Linked DNA regions of Homo sapiens: all the other regions are linked to region 5. A link is a contact called in ENCODE Hi-C or POLR2A ChIA-PET data. All regions are on one chromosome and are shown on one strand. Each heading gives the region's core, a stretch centred on a gene start or an enhancer-like site at or near the end of the contact. The rest is flanking DNA. Distances are from core to core; before and after follow the strand shown.

Evidence for each region. Hi-C counts contacts between places; a loop is a spot of excess contacts on that map. ChIA-PET counts read pairs that join two places held with the same protein, here RNA polymerase II (POLR2A). Pooled maps may share reads with other maps.
Region 1: a map with no recorded cell type shows a loop between it and region 5 (10-fold over the local background). The contact joins the promoter of MMAB here to the promoter of TMEM263-DT in region 5. A Hi-C loop is called at or near these places in 1 of 37 single-sample maps with no recorded cell type and 6 of 50 pooled maps. POLR2A ChIA-PET finds 5 or more read pairs at or near these places in 1 of 52 experiments (GM12878).
Region 2: a map of naive thymus-derived CD4-positive, alpha-beta T cell shows a loop between it and region 5 (7-fold over the local background). The contact joins the promoter of USP30 here to the promoter of TMEM263-DT in region 5. A Hi-C loop is called at or near these places in 1 of 168 maps with a recorded cell type or tissue (naive thymus-derived CD4-positive, alpha-beta T cell) and 7 of 50 pooled maps. POLR2A ChIA-PET finds 5 or more read pairs at or near these places in 1 of 52 experiments (HEK293).
Region 3: a map of CD8-positive, alpha-beta T cell shows a loop between it and region 5 (8-fold over the local background). The contact joins the promoter of TXNRD1-AS1 here to the promoter of TMEM263-DT in region 5. A Hi-C loop is called at or near these places in 2 of 168 maps with a recorded cell type or tissue (CD8-positive, alpha-beta T cell and naive thymus-derived CD4-positive, alpha-beta T cell) and 8 of 50 pooled maps.
Region 4: a pooled map shows a loop between it and region 5 (7-fold over the local background). The contact joins the promoter of HCFC2 here to the promoter of TMEM263-DT in region 5. A Hi-C loop is called at or near these places in 7 of 50 pooled maps.

What each region holds. Positions count from the first base shown.
Region 1 is chr12:109,572,254-109,574,753 of GRCh38, forward strand. It overlaps MMAB (metabolism of cobalamin associated B), which reads right to left and starts at 1,251. Exons shown (of 9, transcript NM_052845.4): 1 at 1,094-1,251. The coding sequence starts at 1,227. It overlaps MVK (mevalonate kinase), which reads left to right and starts at 1,541. Exons shown (of 11, transcript NM_000431.4): 1 at 1,541-1,620. RefSeq lists enhancers at 641-1,142, 1,143-1,642 and silencers at 1,402-1,531, 1,552-1,781.
Region 2 is chr12:109,050,996-109,055,908 of GRCh38, forward strand. USP30 (ubiquitin specific peptidase 30) reads left to right here and starts at 1,581. Exons shown (of 13, transcript NM_032663.5): 1 at 1,581-1,766. The coding sequence starts at 1,684. USP30-AS1 (USP30 antisense RNA 1) reads right to left here and starts at 2,970. Exons shown (of 2, transcript NR_038996.1): 1 at 2,691-2,970; 2 at 1,046-1,743. RefSeq lists enhancers at 1,775-2,274, 2,608-2,977.
Region 3 is chr12:104,279,063-104,283,890 of GRCh38, forward strand. It overlaps TXNRD1-AS1 (TXNRD1 antisense RNA 1), which reads right to left and starts at 1,781. Exons shown (of 2, transcript XR_007063431.1): 1 at 1,222-1,781. The region is part of intron 3 of TXNRD1 (thioredoxin reductase 1); the gene reads left to right. RefSeq lists a silencer at 3,009-3,303.
Region 4 is chr12:104,061,627-104,066,509 of GRCh38, forward strand. HCFC2 (host cell factor C2) reads left to right here and starts at 2,905. Exons shown (of 15, transcript NM_013320.3): 1 at 2,905-3,097; 2 at 4,541-4,689. The coding sequence starts at 2,935. It also overlaps a transcript of GLT8D2 not described here. RefSeq lists an enhancer at 939-1,108, a cis regulatory region at 1,024 and silencers at 2,432-2,591, 2,601-2,770, 2,752-2,921, 3,142-3,281.
Region 5 is chr12:106,952,679-106,957,229 of GRCh38, forward strand. TMEM263-DT (TMEM263 divergent transcript) reads right to left here and starts at 2,817. Exons shown (of 1, transcript NR_185933.1): 1 at 835-2,817. It overlaps TMEM263 (transmembrane protein 263), which reads left to right and starts at 3,229. Exons shown (of 4, transcript NM_152261.4): 1 at 3,229-3,387; 2 at 4,404-4,471. RefSeq lists a silencer at 2,857-3,616 and enhancers at 2,893-3,187, 4,117-4,176.

The DNA of each region.
Region 1 (2,500 bases), core at 1-2,500, 2.6 Mb after region 5:
TATTATTTTGAGATGGGGTCTCACTCTGTCACCCAGGCTGAAATGCAGTTGCACGATCTAGGCTCACTGCAACCTCTGCCTCCCAGGCTCAAACAATCCTCCCACCTCAGCCTCCCGAGCAGCTGGGAGCACGGGTGTATACCACCACACCCAGCTAATTTTTTTTTTTTTTTTTTTTTGGTAGAGACGGGTTTCACCATGTTGCTCAGGCTGGTTTTGAACTCCTGAGCTCAAGCAATACTCCTGCCTCAAACTCCCAAAGTGTTGTGATTACAGGCGTGAGCCACCGTATCTGGCCTATGATTATTTTGTTCACAGACAGGGTCTTGCTCTGTTGCCTAAGCTGGAATGCAGTGCAGTGGCATGATCATAGCTCACTGCAGCCTTGAACTCCTGAGCTCAAGTGATCCTCTGCCTCAGCCTCCCAAGTAGCTAGGACTCTTAACTCTATCCTACCCAAATTTTTATCTTATACTCCACCAACTCAGGGCCTCTTGCAGGAAAAGAAACCTGAGCCACTTCCATAGTATGAGGCTTCGAGTGTACTCAGAGATGAAGAATTGCCAAAATACAGCTCAAAAAGTGGCATTTTCAAAAAACAATGTAAACAACTCAAGGACATAGCTCAAAATTAAAATGTGACATTACAAGCCCATTCGAAGGTTAATTTCCTGGATCTGTGAACTAAATTAATCCATTATTAATCCACGGTACTCTAGAGGTTCTGAGGTCTGGGTTGAGGTGCAAGTTTCAAGGAATATGAGGAAAGCCATCTTTAGAAGGTGCTGGTGTATCTGGGACCTGGGGAATAAACTGCTTTGGAGATTGGTCACAATCTGAGTCGAGAGCCCTCCTGGCCCACATGGGATATGCCCTGCCCTGCCCGATGATAGCGGGACTTCATTGGGACTTAGGCAAAGACTACCTGGTCTCTGGCGCCCACGTGGCCCACGTTGCCATGGTGACGTCAGAACAGCGTGGAGACGTCACCTGACGGTTGCCGCGGTGACCTCACGGCGGTGTGACGTACCCATGGCGACGACACCACGATTCACGGCAGGTGTTCGAGTTGCCCTTCCCGCCAGCCACTCACCTGTCCCCGTCTTCCACGCCCTGAGGGCCGCGGCTCTGGAAACGGGGATACAGGAGCCTGGCGGCGCCGAAGCACCCGCGCAGGCCAAGACGGCTCCCCAGGCCAAGACGGCTCCCCAGGCCGCACACAGCCATGAGCCAGGCTGCTTGACGGGACCTGACCCCGCCAGGTTCCCGTCCAGTCCGCGGGGTGACTCCACCCACAGCTGGCCGCGCCACCGCTCAGGTTTCAATTTTTATTGGTTCGCAGTTCTCACCCCAGGGCGGGACACTCCCAGGGACTTGTTTCCCATTGGTTTAACGGAAGGAGCGGGGCGGGAAAACCCGTGTCGGCTTGGCTGCAACACCTATTGACCAATGTTCAAGCCTATTGGTAAAGGTACTCCGGGCTCGCGCGCTCTGATTGGCTGGCCTGAAGTACAACGCCTCCTCCCCTTGAGGCACGGGCGCTCTGGGTTGTGGGAGTTGGGGAGCTGCTCCGGCTTCGGCGCGGAGGGGCGGCGGCCGGGGAGGCGGCGGCGGCGGCAGGTGAGAGGCCGGGGTCGGGCGGCCGGGCGGCGCGAGGTCCTAGACCCAGGACGACGCTGAGCCAGGCGTCCAGCTTCTGTGGCTCAGTTTACCCAGCTCTGAGAGTCTTGCCCCGAGGGATCGGCGACCTCAATCTGACAGTCGTGATTTTGAGCTTGACAAGCAAGGGGATTCCCCGCTCTGAGCCTCAGTTTTTCTAAGAAATGGGGATCACGATAGTACTTAGCTCATAGTACACCTGAATCTTAGCGTAAGGTAATCTACGTAAAGCCTTAAGCGGAGGATAATTTTGCGTTATGTATAAAAGTGTAAATTGCACACACCTATAGACCCTGCAAGCTCCTTTCTAGGACTCTGTCCTGCAGAAATACTCATTTAAGTGTGCAAAACGAGGCGTACTGGGTGTTTTCTGCAGCCTTGTTTATAATTGTGACACATTGGAAACAGCCTAAATGTCCAGCAAAGAGTTCTTTCTGCTCCATGATTTCATGTAATTTCTACCTTTAATAGTAGTAGTTGTAAAAGCTGAAACGAAGAACAGAGCCAGTAATAAGTAGCTCTCAGTAATTGAATGATTAGTAGGTGCCAGACACCGCCAAGTGTTTCCCTTGCGTTAATTTAACCTTCCTAACATCCACCGAGGTAGGTACGGTTATTTTCTCTCCATATAACGTGTGGGGAAACCGAGGTTCTTAGCCATTTAAGTGAGTTAACTAAGATGACATCACTGGGGAGTGGAAGAGCTGGCATTTGAACCCAGATCTGTTGGATGTGTCCAGTTGACTCCTGCATTGCCTTTCTGGTACGTAGCAAGTGCTGGACGGTAACTACCTTTTTTGTTATTATGATGGGCTTGAACTAGGTGTTCTAAGATCTCTTC
Region 2 (4,913 bases), core at 331-2,830, 2.1 Mb after region 5:
AAAAGAATGTAAATTATCTCATCAATAATTTTCACATAGAAATGACATATTTTGTTTTTCTTTTCTTTGTTTTTCGGTAGCCATGGGTTCTTGCTATGTTGCCCAGGTGGCCTTGGACTCTGGGCCTGAAGCCATCCTCTCACCTGGCCTCCCAAAGTGCTGGGATTATAGGCATAAGCCACTGCACCTGCCCCAATATTTTGAACATATTGGGTCAAGGAAAAAATATGGTTAAAATTAATTTTACCTCTTGCTTTTTTTTTTTTTTTTTTTTTTTTTGATGCTGAATCTCTCTCTGTTGCCCAGGCTGGAGTGCAGTGGTGTGATCTCAGCTCACTGCAGCCTCCGCCTCCCAGGTTCTAGCGATTCTCCCGCCTCAGCCTCCCGAGTAGCTGGGATTACAGGCACGCGCCACCACACCTGGCTGATTTTTGTATTTTTTAGTAGAGACGGGGTTTCACCATATTGGCCATGCTGGTCTCGAACTCCTGACCTCAAGCAATCCGTGCCCCCCACCCCCACCCCCCGGCCTCCCAAAGTGCTGGGATTACAAGTATGAGCCATCGCACCTGACCTCTTTTTTTTTTTTTTTGAGATGGAGTCTGGTTCTGTCACCCAGGCTGGAATGCAGTGGCATGATCTTGGCTCAGTGCAACCTCCACCACCACGGTTCAAGCAATTCTCCTGCCTCAGCCTCCTGAGTAGCTGGAATTACAGGAGCCTGCCACCACGCCCGGCTAATTTTTGTATTTTTAGTAGAGATGGGGTTTCACCATGTTGGCCAAGCTGGTCTCGAACTCTTGACCTCAGGTGATCCACCAGCCTCGTTCTCCCAAAGTGCTGGGATTACAGGCGTGAGCCACGGCGTCTGGCCTACCTCCTGCTTTTCACTTTAATGTGGCTACTGGAAAATGTAAAATTACCTATGTGGCTCCTGTATATTTCTGTTGGAGAGTGCCATTCTGGAGACAGACAGACCGAACTGCCAATCTCTGTTTCACCACTTACAAGCTGCGTCAAAAAACTTACTATTTCTTCAAATTTCCTGGGTTCCCTGGGATGTAAAATGTGGGTAATGTTAGAGTTGGTGTGAATATTAAATGTAAATAATGAATGTAACATACTTAGCTCTATACCTGGCACCCAAGTAAACAATAAGTTTGTTGGCTATTAAAGACGTTGATTTCTCTACTGATATCGTCAGAGATGGGCCTCATGCTCATTAAAGTTCCTTCCTCTGCGACCTATTTCCACTCTGGCCACAATAATAACTAATTATAGCAGAGGCCTGACCCGACTTTCGGCTGTTGGCCTCCCTTCCCCACATCGAAAAATTCAAATCATGACCCAGGGTCCATCCTAGAAGTGTGCCATCTGTATTTATGAATGGAGCCTAAGCAAATCTGAAAACCAAGCAGCCCCAGGCAACTGAGCCCAGCGTAGCAACCGACGCCGGGGCCTGTTGCTAAGGGAAAAGAAAGAAAGGACGTGGTCCGTCAGCTATTGCTCTCCGGGGGCAGCTACTTCCGGTCCCCCTGGGAGCTGTCCTGCGGTCTACGTTCCCCCGAGGTGCTGGGACTGCGGCCGCAGGTTCCGCTGTCTCGGGAACCGTCGTATCCCTCGGTCCGGCGGCGGCGGCGGCGGTAGCGGAGGAGACGGTTTCAGGCCTCCGGTGCGGCTGCAATGCTGAGCTCCCGGGCCGAGGCGGCGATGACCGCGGCCGACAGGGCCATCCAGCGCTTCCTGCGGACCGGGGCGGCCGTCAGGTGAGATTTTGGGGGGCGGGGCTGCCGAAGAGGCCGGGACCAGGGTCCCCAGCTTGGGCCCGTGACGGCTTTTTCATGCCCTAGTTGGGGTCTCCAGGGCCCGCGCGGGCATTCTGGAAGGTTCTGCGTCCTTTAGGGTTGGAGGCCTGGGCCCGTAGGTGGGAGGACTGACGGGCTCCAGTCCTTCGGCAACACCAATTCTGTCTGCACTCCCCAGGTCTGTCAGTCCCTCCCCCTCCTGTCATTGTTCCCAGGACACCCGGGGCACTCCAGTCTTGTCAAGGCCCCTAATTCTGTCAGTGCCCTCAGTCCTTTCAGTGCCTCCTAGGCCTGCCAAGACCCCTCAATCCTTCTAGTATACCCCCAGTCCTTCTGGGTCCCCCAATCATATCAGTTTCTGGACTGCCAGGGTTCCCCAACCTTGGCACGGTTCTTCTAGTCCTATAAGTGCCCCGGGCCTGCGAGCCCCGCGTTTTGTTAGTACCGCCCCCTATTCCTGTTAGCCCGCCCTCTAGTCTAATATGGATCGCCACTTCTGTCTGGGTCCCTGATGTTGTTAGTGTGAGTAAAGGCCCTTGTTTTGCAAGGGTCTCTAAATTGGTCAGGGCCCCTTTAACCTGTTAAGGTTGCTTGGTCCTGTTAAAGCCCTCCGTTCTTGTTAGGACTCCTCGATTGCCTGGGTCCCCAATCCTGTCAGGGCCCCCATTTCCCTCTTATTCACCCTCCCAAGGGCTCCAGGCTTCAGAACTGAGTACCCCCTCCCCCACTGCTGACCCCAAATGACTGAGACCTGTTGCTCAGGTCGGCTTCCTCTGGAACTGGAGCAGGTTTAAAGAGCTTATTATCCCAGGGCTGAAAGTCCTCGATACTTATCCTGTCCAGTGCCCCCATTCCGTAGATAGGAAGTGTGGCCCCATAGCTGACCTCATAGCAGAGTTGGGAGGAGAAGCCAGATCTTTTCATCCGCAGGCCCCACCACTCTCCTCGTGATGTCATTTTGCAGAGGAATGGAGTTTCCAAAGTCGCCACTTGTCCCTGGGTATTTTTTCCTTATGCTGCCAAAGTCATGGACAAGTCCTCTCTCCCATCCCCTTGACACTCTTCCCTTCAGTTTCCATCTTGAACTTCGTGGTTTTAAGCACAGACCTGGGGAGACAGACAGGCATGATTCAGAGCCATGTTCCTTCACTCACTGTGACCAAGTTGGGCTCTTAGTTTCTTCTGCTATAAAAATGAAAGTGATAGTAGAACCTGCATCTGTGGGGTTGTTTTAAAAATGAGGTAAGATTGTCACAGGGCCTGGCAGAGAGTATGTACCCTTAAATATTAGTGTTTGATTAGGGGATTTTAAAGCACTGGTAAAGCACCTTAGCACTTCCATGACAGTCCTTTATAATCTTTCCAGGCACTTTTGTGAACTCACGTATCGTGTAAAAGCACAGTGATGTATTAAGAAACTTCAAGAATACCTTTCACCAGCTGGGCATGGTGGCTCACACCTGTAATCCCAGCTCTTTGGAAGGCTGAGGCAGGTGGATTTCTTGAGCTCAGGAGTTCGAGACCAGCCTGGGCAATGTAGTGAGACCCTGTCTCTACAAAAAAATTTAAAAATTACCTGGGCATGTGGTGTGCAGCTGTGGTCCCAGCTACTTGGGAGGCTGAGGCAGGAGGATCACCTGAGCCCGGAAGGTGAAGATTGTGTTGAGCTGAGATGGCACCACTGCACTCCAGCCTGGGCACTAGAGCAACTAGAGCAAGACACTGTCTCAAAAAAAAATAAAAATAAAAATAAGAAAAAAAGAAAGAATAGCTTTCATGAATGATCCTGAGATTGTAATGCTTAATTTGTAGCAGCTAACATTTATTAAGTTCTTACTATGTACTGTATGCATTCACACTTATTTAATCCTCACAACAGCCCTATGAGGTAGGTCTTATGGATTGTCCCCATTGTACAGATGAGGAAACTGAGGCTTAGAAGGTGAAGTGATGCCAAATGAAATAGCAAAGCCAGGATTGAACCAGAATAAGGTAATCCCACTTTCTTAACCAAGTTTGGTGCATATTCTGTTGACTCTGTCTTGGAAAACAAATATTTATCTGAAATTCAGCTATCAGCTATGATACTAAGAAATGCTGATTATTATAAAACAGGGTCAATATTACCACCAGTGACTCTTCACCAAGTTAATGTTTACTGAACTGAAATCAAAACAATATTCACATGATCCAAATACTGGGATAATAATGTATTACACACACACACACACAAACACGTATGTATGCATGTGTAACATATATGCAGATACACATTACATAGCTATATACACATAGATGGTTTGTCTTATTTTGTAGAAATATATAACTTTGTATAAAAACAATGTTTTAAATTGTTGGGGAAATTTCTTAATATGTAGCAAAAGCATAACCAGCGTTCAAGTCAAGCCTGAAGTTAGGAAATCTTTAATTTTATAAATATTCAGCTCTTTTATACCATTGTATGTGTGCCCCTTCCCTGTCTAATATTCTAAAAGAGAAATTCATTTCTGTATATTTTCTCCAGTATTCAGTCATTCAATAAATATTTTATATATATATACACACACACATATATATACATATATATATATATATATATATTTTTTTTTTTTTTTTTTTTGAGGCAGAGTCTCGCTCAGTCACCCAGGCTGGAGTGCAGTGGCGCAATCTGGGCTCACTGTAACCTCCGCCTCTTGGACTCAAGCCATTCTGCCTCGGCCTCCAGAGTAGCTGGGATTACAGGCACCTGCCACCACACCCAGCTAATTTTTGTATTTTTAGTAGAGACAGGGTTTCACCGTGTTGGCCAGGCTGGTCTCCCACTGACCTCAGGTGATCCGCCCACCTCGGCCTCCCAAAGTGCTGGGATTACAGGCATGAGCCATCACACCTGGCCTCAATAAATATTATTGAGAACCTACTATGTGCTAAGTATGATCTAGACACTTGAGCTCATTAGTGGGTAAAACAAAGCACATGCCAGTTGAGGGAGACAGACAACAAACCCAGTGCATTAAAAAAAAAAAAAAGAAAAGAAAAAAAACATAGCGAATAGGTTAATTTTATGTTAGAAGGTGGTTAAGTTCTATGGTAAAAAGAAAAAGTAGA
Region 3 (4,828 bases), core at 531-3,030, 2.7 Mb before region 5:
CATCTATATTAATTAAACTTAAATAACATTAGAACTTCACATCCACACCTGTACTAGCCATCTTTTATGTACTTAATAGTCACATGTGGTGAGTGGCTATTGGGTTGGACAGTGTAGATTTAGAATATTTTCATCACCACAGAAAGTCCTCTTGGACTGTGCTATTCTAGAGTGAGGGAGGTGGACATTGATCAAATACTCATAAAAGTATGATTGCAATTGTAGTAAGTACTAGGCAGAAAGAATAGATGGTAACATGAGAACATTTCATAGGGGGATTTGACTTCTCTGTTGGTTTTCCCAAGGAAAACCTGTTCAAACTAGATTTGCTCAATGCTTGGAAGTTAGCAAAGCCCTGTGGTGGGAGGGAGGACAGTAATTACAGGGACTGAAAGCAAGCTAATGACTGAATCATGGGGATTGAGGAGAAGTTTGGGTGAGATGAAGGGGTGGAAGGACCACAAAGGGCCTTGTAGAAAGAAGATGAAGAAGCAGAGAGGCTTAGTAACTTGGCTTTGCAGTTAGTAATAGAACCTGGATTTGACTTCAAAGTCTACACTGCATAATAAGGGTATATTCAACAGACTTTGGTTCTGCAATTATCTCTTTTTGCTCCTTCTTTGGAAATTGCCAAAGTTCCCTCTACTGGATTATTCCTTTAGCATAAAAACATGCTGTAATAATTTCCTTCTTAGACAAACCAAAAAAACCAAAAAGTCTGGCCAGGCACGGTGGCTCACCCCTGTAATCCCAGCACTTTGGGAGGCCGAGGAGGGTGGATCACGAAGTCAGGAGTTGAAGACCAGCCTGGCCAACATGGTGAAACCCTCTCTCTACTGAAAATACAAAAATTAGCTGGGTGTGGTGGCATGCACCTGTAGTCCCAGCTACTCGAGAGGCTGAGGCAGGAGAATTGCTTGAACCCAGGAGGCAGAGGTTGCAATGAGCTGAGATCGTGCCTCTGCACTCCAGCCTGGGTGACAGAGTGAGACTCTGTCTCAAAAAAAAAAAAAAAAAAAAATTCCTCTATCCTACATCCCTCTTTAGCTCCTTTCCTATTGTTGTTTTGTTTTGTTTTGTTTTTATAGCAAAACCCCTTTAAGAGTTGCCTATACTTACTCCCTCCATTTCCTTATTTTCTGTTTCTTGCTGAACTTCTTCTAATTAGGATTTCTTACCTACCACCATTTTCATAAGTGACCTCCATGACTCAGCCCTTACCTTATAGGATTTCTTGGCAGTGCTTGAAATAGTTGATCTTCCTTTTTGGAGCACTTCTTCATTGGCTTCTGAGACACCACACAGTCTTGGTTTTCCTCCTACCTCCTGCCAGCTCCTTCTTAGGCTCCATTGCTGGGTTCTTTTCCCCTTTTGCAGTTTGAGCGTGCCAGGGCTCTGTCCTGGGCCATCTTTATTTCTCTAAATACATTAACTCCTGGGTAATTTCATCTAGTCCCATGGAGTGACAGTTAATTTTATGTGTCAACTTGGCTAGCATACGGTGCCCAGTTGTTTGGCAGATAAAAGCATAGATGTTGCTGTGAAGGTATTTTTTAGATGTGACTTACAATGAAATCAGTAGGCTTTGAGTAAAGCTAGTGACCCTCCATAATGTGGATGGGCTTCATCCAATTAGTTGAAGACCTTAGAGAAAAGATGGAGGTTTCCCAAAGAGGAAGCAATTCTGCACCCAGACCACCGTTAGTCTCAAGATTGCCACATCAATGCCTGCTTGAATTTCCAGCCTATCAGCCAGCCTTGGAGTTTTCAGACTTATCAGCCCTCACAACTGTGTGAGTCAATTCTTTAAAAAAAAGAAAAGAAAAAAATCTCTCTATATATACATGTATCCTATTGGTTCTGTTTCTCTGAAGAGCTGTGACTAATACACATGGTATTAAATATCTTTTATGTTTGACACCAAATGTTTATTTCTAGCCTTGACTTCTCCCTTGAACTCCATACTTACATATCCAACTGCTTAGTCAACCTCTCCATTTGGATAATAATAGATCTGTTAACCCATACTATGGATTTGTCCCAAACTATTGTTTTCCCCCACCTCCCATCTTTCTTCCTCCTCTCTGGGTGTTCCTGCTTTTCATTGAAGAGTGCTATTATTTACCCCATTGCTAAAGCCAGAAATCTAGCGTTATCATTGATTCTCTTTCTCTTACATCTCTTATTCCATCCATCTGTACAACTGTACAACATATATCTGTGCAATTAGCTTTACCTTCAAATGTATTTTTTAACCTCACTAATCAGCCTTTATCATCTCTAGCTTGGACCAGGACAGTAACTTCCTAGCAGGTCTGTATATCTCCATATCTCCACTTTTTTTTTTTTTTTTTTTCTTTTTGAGATGGAGTCTCACTGTGTCGCCCGGGCTGGAGTGCAGTGGTGGGATCTCGGCTCACTGCAAACTCCGCCTCCCGGGTTCACGCCATTCTCCTGCCTCAGCCTCCCCAGTAGCTGGGACTACAGGCGCCTGCTACCACGCCCGGTTAATTTTTTGTATTTTTAGTAGAGATGGGGTTTCACTGTGTTAGCCAGGCTCATCTCAATCTCCTGACCTCGTGATCCGCCCGCCTCAGCCTCCTGAAGTGCTGGGATTACAGACATGAGCCACCGAGCCCGGCCATATCTCCACTTTTAAGTCCCTGCCCTCCTTAGCCTATTTTCCACACAACTGAGCAATTATTTTATCATACAACAATCATTTCCTTCTCTTCTCTTCACACTCTGGCATCTTACCACATTTAAAATGAAATCCAAAATCCTGACTATGGCCTGATGATGGATGTGACCCCTGGCTATTCCTCTGACCTCACTTCCTACCACTTTTTTTCTCACTCATTAGGCTTTAGACATACTGGTTACTTTGTGGATTCTTGGATAAGTCAAGCAGACTCCTAGCTTAGGGCTTTAGTATGTTGAAGCCAGAATAAAAATGTGAGACAAGTCTCTAAATTAAAATTTTTTATTTGGAAAGAAAGAATAGCAATTTGGGGCATATATGCAGACAGGGTGGTCTTCAGTATGTCTGAAGAACAAAGAGAAGGTTAGAGGTTTTAGAAACAGGAGAGCTGTTACATATTGCTCTTCAAGAAAGTTCTTTGGGACTAGTTAGGGTTTGGGGAGCTAGCAAGCTCTGGTGAGTGATGGCAGTGGGCAAAATTAGTCCTAGAGTTTCAGCAAGTTCTCTTAGCATTTATAGATAAAGCTGGTCTCAGGTTACAACAGGCAGTTTCAGCAGTCAGGCTTGCAGAGAATTACATTCTTGGAGCAATGTTTTGTACCCTGAGTGCTTTTCCCCCTAGCCCCTTGGCTCTGATTTAATTGGGAATGACAAGAATGACCCAATTTTATGATCAGCTTTCACAAGTACCTCCTCTTTCCTCTGCTTAGAAAGATTTCTTCCCTAGGTACTCTCATGGCCTGTTCCCTCATAGCACTGTGGGCTCTGCTCAAGCATCACATTCTGAGATCTTTCCTGACTTCCCTACCCTACTTTATTCTTCTTCAAGGTACAAAGAACTCTTTCAGAAAAGCTTTGTGTGTGTGTGTGAAGGAGAGCAATGAAATGGGGTGGTGGTAACTGCAAGGGTTGGGGCACATGGGATCATGAGAGCCTTTTCTTTCTTTTTGGGAACAGTTTTGCTCTGTCATCCAGGCTGAAGAGCAGTGGCATGATCATGGCTTACTGCAGCCTCAAACTCCTGGGCTCAAGTGATCCTCCCACCTCAGCTTTCCAAGTAGCTAGGACTACAGGCAGGTACCACCACACCTGGCTGACTTTTATAATTTTTTTTGTAGAGACAAGGTCTTGCTATGTTGTACACACTAGTCTTGAACTGCTGGCCTGAAGCAATCCTCCTGCCTCAGCCTCCCAACATGCTGGGATTACAAGTGTAAGTTACTGCACCAGGTCGGGAGGCTTTTTTAAAATGGTAAAACAACAATGCATTTGTATGATGATGTAAATGATCAGGTAGAGAACAAGCAATTGATGATGCCAGAGAGGGAGGCTAACTTCAAGAGTGATGTTCATTAATATTAAGAAGGAAATAAAAGATGAGAATCCATACACAAGTGAAGTTGGACTTCACTATTCTCCACATAACAGCAATTCTTTGAATGTACAACAATCATTTCCTTCTCTTCTCTTCACACTGTCTTTTTTGTTTTTGTTTTTGTTTTTTTGAGACGGAGTCTTGCTCTTGTTGTCCAGGCTGGAGTACAATGGCATGATCTCGGCTCACCGCAACTTCCGTCTCCTGGGTTCAAGCGATTCTCCTGCCTCAACCTCCTGAGTAGCTGAGATTACAGGCGCCCACCACCATGCCCAGCTAATTTTTGTATTTTTAGTAGAGACGGGGTTTCACCATGTTGGCCAGGCTGGCCTCGCACTCCTGACCTCGTAATCCACCTGCCTCCGCCTCCCAAAGTGTTGGGATTTCAGCCGTGAGCCATTGCACCCGGCCTCACACTCTGGCTTCTTAACACATTTAAAATGAAATCCAGGCTGGGTGCAGTGGCTCACACCTGTAATCCCAGCACTTTGGGAGGCCGAGGCAGGCGGATCACCTGTAGTTGGGAGTTGGAGGCCAGCCTGACCAACATGGAGAAACCCCGTCTATACTAAAAATACAAAATTAGCCAGGCGTGGTGGCACATGCCTATAATCCCATCTACTCAGGAGGCTGAGGCAGGAGAATCACTGGAACCTGAGAGGCGGAGGCTGCGGTGAGCCGAGATAGTGCCATTGCCCTCCAGCCAGGGCAACAAGAACAAAACTCTCTCTCTCAAAATAAATAAATAAATA
Region 4 (4,883 bases), core at 1,655-4,154, 2.9 Mb before region 5:
CTGTTCGCAGACATCTTATTTCTCCCTCCCTTTCCAAATTCTCTTTGGACATATTATGAAATTGGGCTGGCCAGGCGCAGTGGTTCATGCCTGTAACCCCAGAACCTTAGGAGACCAAGGTGGGCAGATCACCTGAGGTTGGGAGTTCAAGACTAGCCTGACCAACATGGAGAAACCTCATCCCTACTAAAAATACAGAATTAGCCAGGCGTGGTGGTGCATGCCTGTAATCCCAGCTACTCAGGAGGCTGAGGCAGGAGAATTGCTTGAACCTAGGAGGTGGAGGTTGCAGTGAGCCAATATCGGCGCCATTACACCCCAGCCTGGGCAACAAGAGCAAAACTCCATCTCAAAAAAAAAAAAAAAAATGGGTTAATACTCAGTGAGAGGGAGAATTTAAGAAGCAGAAGCTAAAAAAAATAGTGAGAATTCCTTTTGGGGTTTTTGTTTGTTTGTTTGTTTTTTAGACTGAGTTTTGTTCTTGTTGCCCAGGCTGGAGTGCAATGGCACCATCTTGGCTCACTGCAACCTCTGCCTCCCAGGTTCAAGTGATTCTCCTACCTCAGCCTCCCAAGTAGCTGGGATTACAGGCATGCACCACCACGCCCGGCTAATTTTTGTATTTTTGGTAGAGATGGGTTTCACCATGTTGGCCAGGCTGGTCTCGAACTCCTGACCTCAGGTAATCTGCCCTCCTCGGCCTCTCAAAGTGCTGGGATTACAGGTGTGAGCCACCGCACCCGTCCTGAGAATTCCTTTTTAAAACATAGAGAGTTATCTCTCAAAAAAAGCTTAGATAGATGAGAAGGTGGAGAAGCATGCTGAGGTTTAAGGGAGTTGGGTGAATGAGGCATATAAGAGAAATTGAAAATGGTAAAATAAGAGGAAAAAAGAGTTTTAGGAAATTTACTATACAGTGTCTGTGTTCTCCTTTGAGTACCTCTTGAGAATCTGAGGTAGGGATTTAAATTGCTTTCAATTTTTTCTTCCACTGGACTTGTATCTCTTATTTATCTCTCTTTAATAAAAATAGAGATGGGATCTCACCATCTTGACCGAGCTGGTCTCAAACTCCTGGGATCAGTGGATCCTTCTGTCTCAGCCTCCAAAAGTGCTGGGATTACAGGTGTGAGTCACCATGCCCAGTCCTTTTTCAATTAAAATTTTAAAAAATAACTTGTATTGTGGATATTTAAGATATACAATATGAAGTTGATATCATATAGACCAGGGGTCCCCAGTCCCCAGCAACCAGTCCTCGGCCTGTTCGGAACCCCCATGACCTTCCTGAGCTCTGCCTCCTGTCAGATCAACCGCGCATTAGATTCTCATAGGAGCTCGAACCCTACTGTGAACTGCCCATAGGAGGGATCTAAATTGTGTACTCCCTATGAGAATCTTATGCCTGATGATCTGAGGTGGAACAGTTTCATGCCAAAACCATAGCCCCCATCCCCTTGCCAAGTCCATACCACCCACTCCCCTGCCAAGTCCGTGGAAAAATTGTCTTCCATGAAACCGGTCCCTAGTGCCAAAAAGGTTGGGGACAGCTGAAACAGGCAGTCACAAGGTTACTATAGTGAAGCATATTAACATATCCATCATCTCATATAGTTACCACCAACCCTTTTTGTGTCTCTGTGGCAAGAGTGGCTAAAATCTACTCATTTGGCATGAATCCCATATGCAGTGCAGTTTTATTCCTAATGGACTTGTGTGATTATGTGTAGGACCAAATCACAGGGCAGCTAGGCCTTATTAAGTGTTGCATTGGCTGGGTGCGGTGGCTCATGCCTGTAGTTCCAGCACTTTGGGAGGCCAAGGCAGGAGGATCACTGGAGCCCAGGAGCTCGAGCTTGCAGTGAGCTCTGATCGCGCCACTGCATTCCGGCAACAGAGCCAGACCCTATCTAAAATAAATAAATAAAAATAAAGAGTTGCGTATGACTGCTACCAGAGGCAGTATGGTATAATGGTTGGATATGACTGCTATCAGAGGCAGTATGGTATATGATATAAGGGCTTGGGGGTTCTGGAATCAGAAGCCCTGTGTTGGAATCCTGGCCCCAGTCTTTTTTTTCAACACCTCTCCTTTGTGTCCATCAGAAAATTACCTTACTGCACTGTGCCTCATTTCCCCGTCCATGAAAGGGAGATAACAGGAGCCACCACACTGGATTGCTGGATGGATTACATGAGTTAATACACATGAGGCACTTAGGGCATGCCAGGCTGTGGACAGCCCTCACTTGTTAGCTAGCAATGAAACAGAAACCTAGAAAACCATCTCTCCTCTGCTTAAGCCAAACAAACCAAAAATACCTCTTGTGGCTCACGGTTCCCAAGCTTCCTGGCATGGCTCCGCACAAAGCTGCCTTCGGTTCGCCCGGCAGGCTTTGTAGCGACCTTCCCTGCCCGGGTCCCAGTCACGGTCGGGAGCAGCCGCCGTGGCCCGGGCTCGCGAGGCAGGCTCCCGCCCGCACCCTCCCGTGCGAGGTCCCCGCCCTGCGCTCCCAGCTCTTCGAACCTCTACCCGAGCTTCTCTCACGTTGCTTGTGAGACTGCCTCGCCCACACATCCTAGATGCTCAATTAAAGTGGACGTAAAGGAAGATGCTGTGGCTTCTTCCCAAAATACCGAACGGGAGGCTCTGGGTGGGGATGGGAGACGTGGTCAGTGGGAAGCGTCCTTCCACCCTAAGGTGCGTTGCTCCGGGTGGCCGCTGGCCAAGTCGCCTGGGGTGGGGGCGGGGCTCCCCTGTCAGGACCCCCCTTCCCCAGCGTCTCTCCACTGCCCGCGGGCCTCCAGCCTGGCCGCCGGCGCCCGCGGCCACGTGACCCCAGCACAGCTGGAGGCGGGTCCCCGCCCTCCCCAGGGAGCAGCCGGTTGAGGCGGGAGCGGTGCATTGTGGGCAGAGGGGCGGGGGTTGGGAAGATGGCGGCTCCCAGCCTCCTCAACTGGAGGCGAGTTTCTTCCTTCACGGGGCCGGTCCCCCGCGCCCGGCACGGACACCGAGCGGTGGCCATCCGGGAGCTGATGATCATCTTTGGAGGGGGAAATGAGGGCATCGCGGATGAGCTGCACGTCTACAACACGGGTAGGCGCGGCGGCGGCTCGTCGGCCCCGCCTGCTGGAGCTGCGGAGGGGGAGGGGAGGCGAGGCGGCGGCCGCGGCCCTGACAGCTGTCACCGCCCGGTCACTGCTTCCTTGGGCGGGCGGCGGGGAGCGCGGCTCAGCCGGGCAGCCCGGGTCCGGCAGCTCTGTCCCGGACCGCAGCTCAGGATCTCCGGGGCCCTTGGGGCGCAACGGACCCCGAGCGGGGCGCACCGGCCTTCAGGCGGGGGATCCCGGACGCCCCCACCCCAGCCCGACAGGCGGACGCAGGCGACAGAAGACCATGTCCAACCGCCTGGGCCACTCCCCGAAATCTCGCCTCTGTCAAAAAACAAAACCCACTCCAAACCAAAGTTCCTTAGGGCCTTTCCCGTCTTTGCCTGCCTTCCTTCCTTAGGAGGAAGACCATCTAGGGGGTGAGGAGGGAAAACGAGAGGCCTTCTGGCACTCTCGCCTCAAATACAACCCGGTGTTTGGCAGGTAACGGTCAAGAGCCCCTCCGTGAGCCGCGCTCTAAAGCGGCGGGGACGTGGTGAGGCGGCCTTGTGTCTGCATACTCGGTGTGGACGCCCTTCTGGACTGGCCCTCGGAAAGAGGACTGTCATAACTTGAGCACCACTGCAGATCACAAGTGCCCCTGGGCAGGGAGCCCCTATCTTTGAGGACCTCTGTGGAATAGAAAGGAAACTGGATTTAATTTTTTTTTCCCCTTGTAAATGCTCAGGCTGTCACAAGAAATCTGTTTGGTGTAAAGACAGTGATGGAATTTTGGGTCTACTTCATGACCGATAACTTTTCTTTGATCAAACAACTTAATCACAGGAATAATTTGAAGGTTAACAAAATAGTGGAGTCTGAGAAGTTTTATTTTTTTCACCCTCTCCTCCTCCCAGCGCCCCAGCATATGAAGGTAAAAAGTTACTGACACTTTGGTCTTAGTGTAAAATCCCTGGCTTTGGAACAAATTAGACCTGATTTGAATCTTGCTCTGCCGGTTGCCCAGGATCAGCGCTAAAGTTACCAAACCTTTTTAAGCCTCACAATTTTCAGTTGTAAAATAGAGATTTTTATACTCACCCAGCAGGGCGTTTTGTAAGAATTAAATGATACAGATCAGGGTTTTTCAACAGCAGCACTCTCGACCTTTTGGGCCAGGTAATTCTTTGTTGAGGTTGGGGGAAGCTGCCCTGTATTGCCCTGTACATTGTAAGATGTTTGGCAGCATCCCTGCCTCTACCTACTAGATGCCAGTAACAGCCCCCTCCAGTTGTGACAACTAAAAATGTCACCAGACATTACCAAATGTCTTCTGGGGGGCAGAATCATCCCCAGTTGAGACCCACTGATATTGATGATATATATTTGCTGATAGTATATGATAACCGTTGTTTGTTATAATCGGTTTTCATTTTATTTTGGCAACTAGCTACGAATCAGTGGTTTCTGCCAGCTGTTAGAGGAGATATCCCTCCAGGCTGTGCTGCCCATGGATTTGTCTGTGATGGTACCAGAATATTAGTATTTGGGGGAATGGTTGAATATGGAAGATACAGCAATGAGTTATATGAGTTACAAGTAAGTGTATTTAATATTGTTTCATTCTGAGGCTTTAATAATGATATTGTTCATAATTTTTCAAAAGATTGCAACATTACTAACATTGTTTAACACATTTTAATATTATTCAAGTAATGTATTATTCAAGTAAACTATTATTCAAGTAATATTATTCAAGTAATGTAAACTTCACATTTTATAGCTTTATAGAA
Region 5 (4,551 bases), core at 1,567-4,066:
AGCATAATGATTTACACTGGGGGGTAACTAACTTTTATAAAGCTGTTAATTTAATGCAAGGATAATGCATTACACTCATGAAAACATGGTGAAACAGGAAAAACGTGCGCACCTTGCAACAAGTAGGCTTCTTACTTAAATGAGTCCATACTGAAACCCTGGGAAGAGTGTTTGATAATGATGAAAACTATGATTGTGCACATAACAGGAGACAGACTCACATGTTGGGTAGAAGGTTGGGCTGGAGCTTTTTAAACTTCAGCGTACTATCAGCCTAGAAATAATTTCTTGCTTTAACATTACTGGTTTCTGCCTTCTTTCTGGTCCTCTTTGAACCACCCCACCATGTTAAGCAATGCCACATCTAATTTCTAAGTTTTTCAATAAGGCAAAAAGACTGTGTGTGTACCCAACTAGAAGAAAACTCAGTCACTTAAGAGGCTGGGTAATTGATATGTGTATTAAGAATTTTGTTAAAAGAATTTTATTGCCTGAAGGCACTAAGAATTCATCATTATTGTTATTTTAAGAGAGAGGGTCTCACTTTGTCACCCAGGCTGGAGAGCAGAGGCACAATCATAGCTCACTGCAGCCTTGAAATCCTGGCTCAAGTGACCTTCCTGCCTCAACTTCCCAAGTAGCTAGGACTACAGGTGCGTGCCACCACACCTGGCTATTTATTTATTTATTTTTTGTAGAAACAGGGTCTCACTATATTGACCCGGCTAGTCTCAAACTCCTGGCTTTAAGCAATCCTCCCACCTTGGCCTCCCAAAATGCTGTGATTACGTGGCCAGGGCTCATTAAGACATGACAAAATCTTTCAAAATAACATCCAGAAATAAATGTTTCATTTTATTTTTCTTGAAACAGGGTCTCACTCTGTTGTCCAGGCTGGAATGCAGTGGTGTGACCACGGCTCAGTGCAGCTTTGACCTCCCAGGCTCTAGCAATCCTCCTGCTTCAGTATCCCAAATAGCTGGGACTACAGGAGGGTGCCACCATGCTCAATTATTATTATTATTTTTTTAAGAGATGGGATCTCCCCATGTTGCCCTTGCTGGTCTTAAACTCCTAGGCTCAAGTGATCTTCCCGACTCAGCCTCCCGAGGTGCTGGGATTAAAGGCGTGAGTCATCTGTATTTTATTTTAACAATCTAAGAAAGGGAGGTCACAGAATGGGAATCAAGAACTTAGAGGAGTTCAGACTATAAAACGAAGAAATACTACAAGTCATGTATTTGTTTGTTTTATAGGCTGAACTCCTACACCAGAAGTTTCTGATGAACTCATGACCTCCCAAAGGAGCTCTTTTAAATCTTAGTTAGTTTATGAAACAGATTCAACTGCTGCTTTGAGTTATGGCTTTTAATAACCGTAAAAATGCAAAATCTCCCAGGAGTGGCTACAATCTTGTCAGTCATTTGTACTTTAATAATAATTAGATTCTCTTGTAAAACGACGTGCAAAGGGAAGAAGAAACAAGACGTAATTGTGCACTTCATAATTTTACCTAGAGTTCAACCTTGAAAGGTCACATATTAAGGATAGAAGTTTGTGTAATAACGAGAAAACAGAGGATATCCGTTTCTTCACATACTGGATAAACAACAATCCACGGATCCTGCTAATCATCCAACCCATATGTTGAATTGACAAGAGTATTTAATTTCCTCTTTCTGCTTTGAGAAACTAAATATCTTGACAGTCTGAGCACAGTGGCTTAAGTGGCCTTAATTCTCTGATTTCATAAGTTAATGATTAGGTTGAAGCTATAAACTATAGTCCATTCCATTTAAGACCTGGATCAAAGTTAGCTTCATCCAGCATGTTTTAGCACGTCCTTTCTGAGCTATGTTGTCAGTAGTTACCATTCAGTTCCACCATCCTGAATATTCTGCAGTTGATAAACCATTTTGTGAATTTTTTTTTTTTGCTTTCTGTGTATGTTTTTGACTCGCGTGTTTTTGCTTCGCTAATCAGATTGCGAAAGGAAACATCTCACGTTTGCATAGGACTTCACAGTTCATAAAGACCTTTCCCACCCACCACAAAAAAAGTATGACAAGTTTCCCGTCATCTTCATTTTATAGGTGTGGAAAGGGAGTCAAAGAAAAGTTAATCGATACCATTTATCTAGTTAAGCAGGCTTTGAGCAGTTCATCTCCTCCCGTCCTCAAAACGACCTTCTGAGGTGTCTCCTGCAACCCTGCTCTGAAGCTCAGAGCGAGACGGCCTCACATCCCAGGGGGCTCAGCTCTGGCGGGGCCGCCACGCGCCTCCCCGTGCCTTTGGACGGGTGAGGAGAGCTGCTGCCCCGGCGGGGACCACGTGGAGGGGCCTGGTCAGCAAGTGGCAAGGACGCGGCGCAAAGCCAGGCTTTCTAATGTACAATCCGCGGCTCTTTCGATACTGAACACCCACCTCTTCAACAAATTCGAGCGCCTGGCAGGCCCTGCACCAAGCCTAGGGTGATGGCGACCCAGGCGGGTTTTTACTCTCAAGGAGCTCAATTCTAGGGCAGGGAGAAGTAAAATTAAAAAAAAAAAAATCATAACAAACTGAAAAACACATAAATAAGCCACGTCTCTCCTCACCCCTAGCACTTAATCACAAAGGCCTGTAGAGAGTCCCGACGAGAACTTCTGAGCAGGCCCCGCTGTCAGTCCCTGAGGACAGCATGCAAGGGAGGTTGACGTCCCTGGACGAAGAAAGTGCTGGAGAAACTGGCGACCGTCCCACCTTCCCTAAGGCGAAGGCTCTGAATTCCGAAGACCGTTACTCGGCGCGGAACGCGGGCACCGCCGACGTCAAAACACCGGGCCTGGGGGCCGCGGCCTACGCGTCTCCCGGGCTTCGCGCCCCTCGCCCGATTTGATTGGATGGTGGCGGGAAGAAGGCGGGGAGACCCCCGGAGGAGGGGCGCGCAGGCCGGCCGGGGGTTCCCACGGAGGCGTCCAGGGGGCGAAGGGGCGGGAGCGGGCCTCGGAGCGTCGCGCGTGCGCAATTGGGACACAGCCGGCTGGGGACTGCTGGGAGGGCCGGACCCTGCGAGAACGGGTGGGCGTGTGCCCGGTGGGCGCGGGAGGGGCCCGGGCTGCACGAGCGCGCGTGCGCGTCGGAACTGGAGCCGCGGGAGGAGGCGGGAGCTGAGGAGGCGGCGGAGGGGGCGGGTCGCGTCGGGCGCCACGTCCGCAGCCAGAGGCCTCCGCCTCCACCACCGCCGCCACAGTCTTCCAGCTCCACATCCTGAGAGGACGCCTCTGGAGCCGCGACTGCCCGGGGTTGTGCCGGCCGCCGCTGCCGCCCAGGCCGCCTCAGCTCTCCTCTGCGCCGGCCCGCTCACTCCGCCCGGCCCCAGCCCTAGCGCTGGCCGCGACCCCGGCGGTGAGTGAGTCGGGATGCGAGGGCAGGGGCGCAGTCCCGGCTTCCTGCCCTCCTCCGTCGCCCTCTGCCGTCGGCGCCCCTGCCCCTCACCTCCCAGTGCCCGGCCTGGCTGCCCAGCGGGGCCTTGGCGAGGCCCCAGCGGGAAAGGGGGAGGGGCGGGACGAAGTTGGGGGCGGATGGAGGTTCGCTTCTGGGGCTACTCCTCCTTATACGTCGCTGACTGCCCCGCCGCGATTGGAGCTTGCGCACCCCTGGAAAGCCTCCGCCTGACTTCTTAGCATCTGGGGGTTCGGGGTTGGGGGCGGAGGAGGAAGGTGAGGGGCATCAGCAGCCTGGGAGAGGGATGCAGCGGAGGGGCTTGGGTACCGGGCTTCCTCGCCCTGCCAACTCCTGACCTGTTGCTAAACCTCCCTTTTGGGTTCAGGCACACAAGACTTTTTCCCAGTGGACACCCCCATAGCTCTTCCTGGGTAGGAAGGCTGTATCTCCACGCCTAACCTAAAGTAAAAGTGGGAATGGAGAGGGTGCTGGCCGCGCCCAGGGGTGACAGGGAGGGCTGGAGCACCCATCCGTGCCGTCACTGCCTCCCAGTCTAAATAAAAACTGCCTGCTCTGCACACGCAGCTTCAAGACCGACCCCCCAGCTCCCACTTCCAATCAGATCGCCTGTCCTAAACCCTTCTTACATAGAAATTCTGGAGCCCTTCGGGAGTGGGGGGAGTGCTGGGTGTACAACGTGGAGCGGAGGGAGGAGGTGCCAAGCTCAGTGCTAGCCACGGCGCCTCCAGGGTCATTTTCTGCCTCCTGCCACGTCACTCACTGCTAAAGAAAAAAAAAAGATTTGCTAGTGCCTAAAGGGATCAGTAGGGAGAGAAGGGGCCACCCGGAAGGGTTTAGAAACACCTAGAGAAAAGGGAAGGGTTCTTAATTTGATTTTTGCGTCCTTGTGAACACTGTGCTAATTCCAAATGAAAATATTTGCTATATGTGATTATTTGCTGTATGCTATTGTTTAGCCTTTGAAACTTCTGCTGGTGTGAGTGCCCTCAGGGGTTCCCCAGGAATATCGATACAACACCAACAGGTAAACGCGCGCGCCCGTGTGTGTGTGTGTGTGTGTGTGTGTGTGTGTGTGTGTGTGTGTGTATGTGTGTGCGCGCTCGC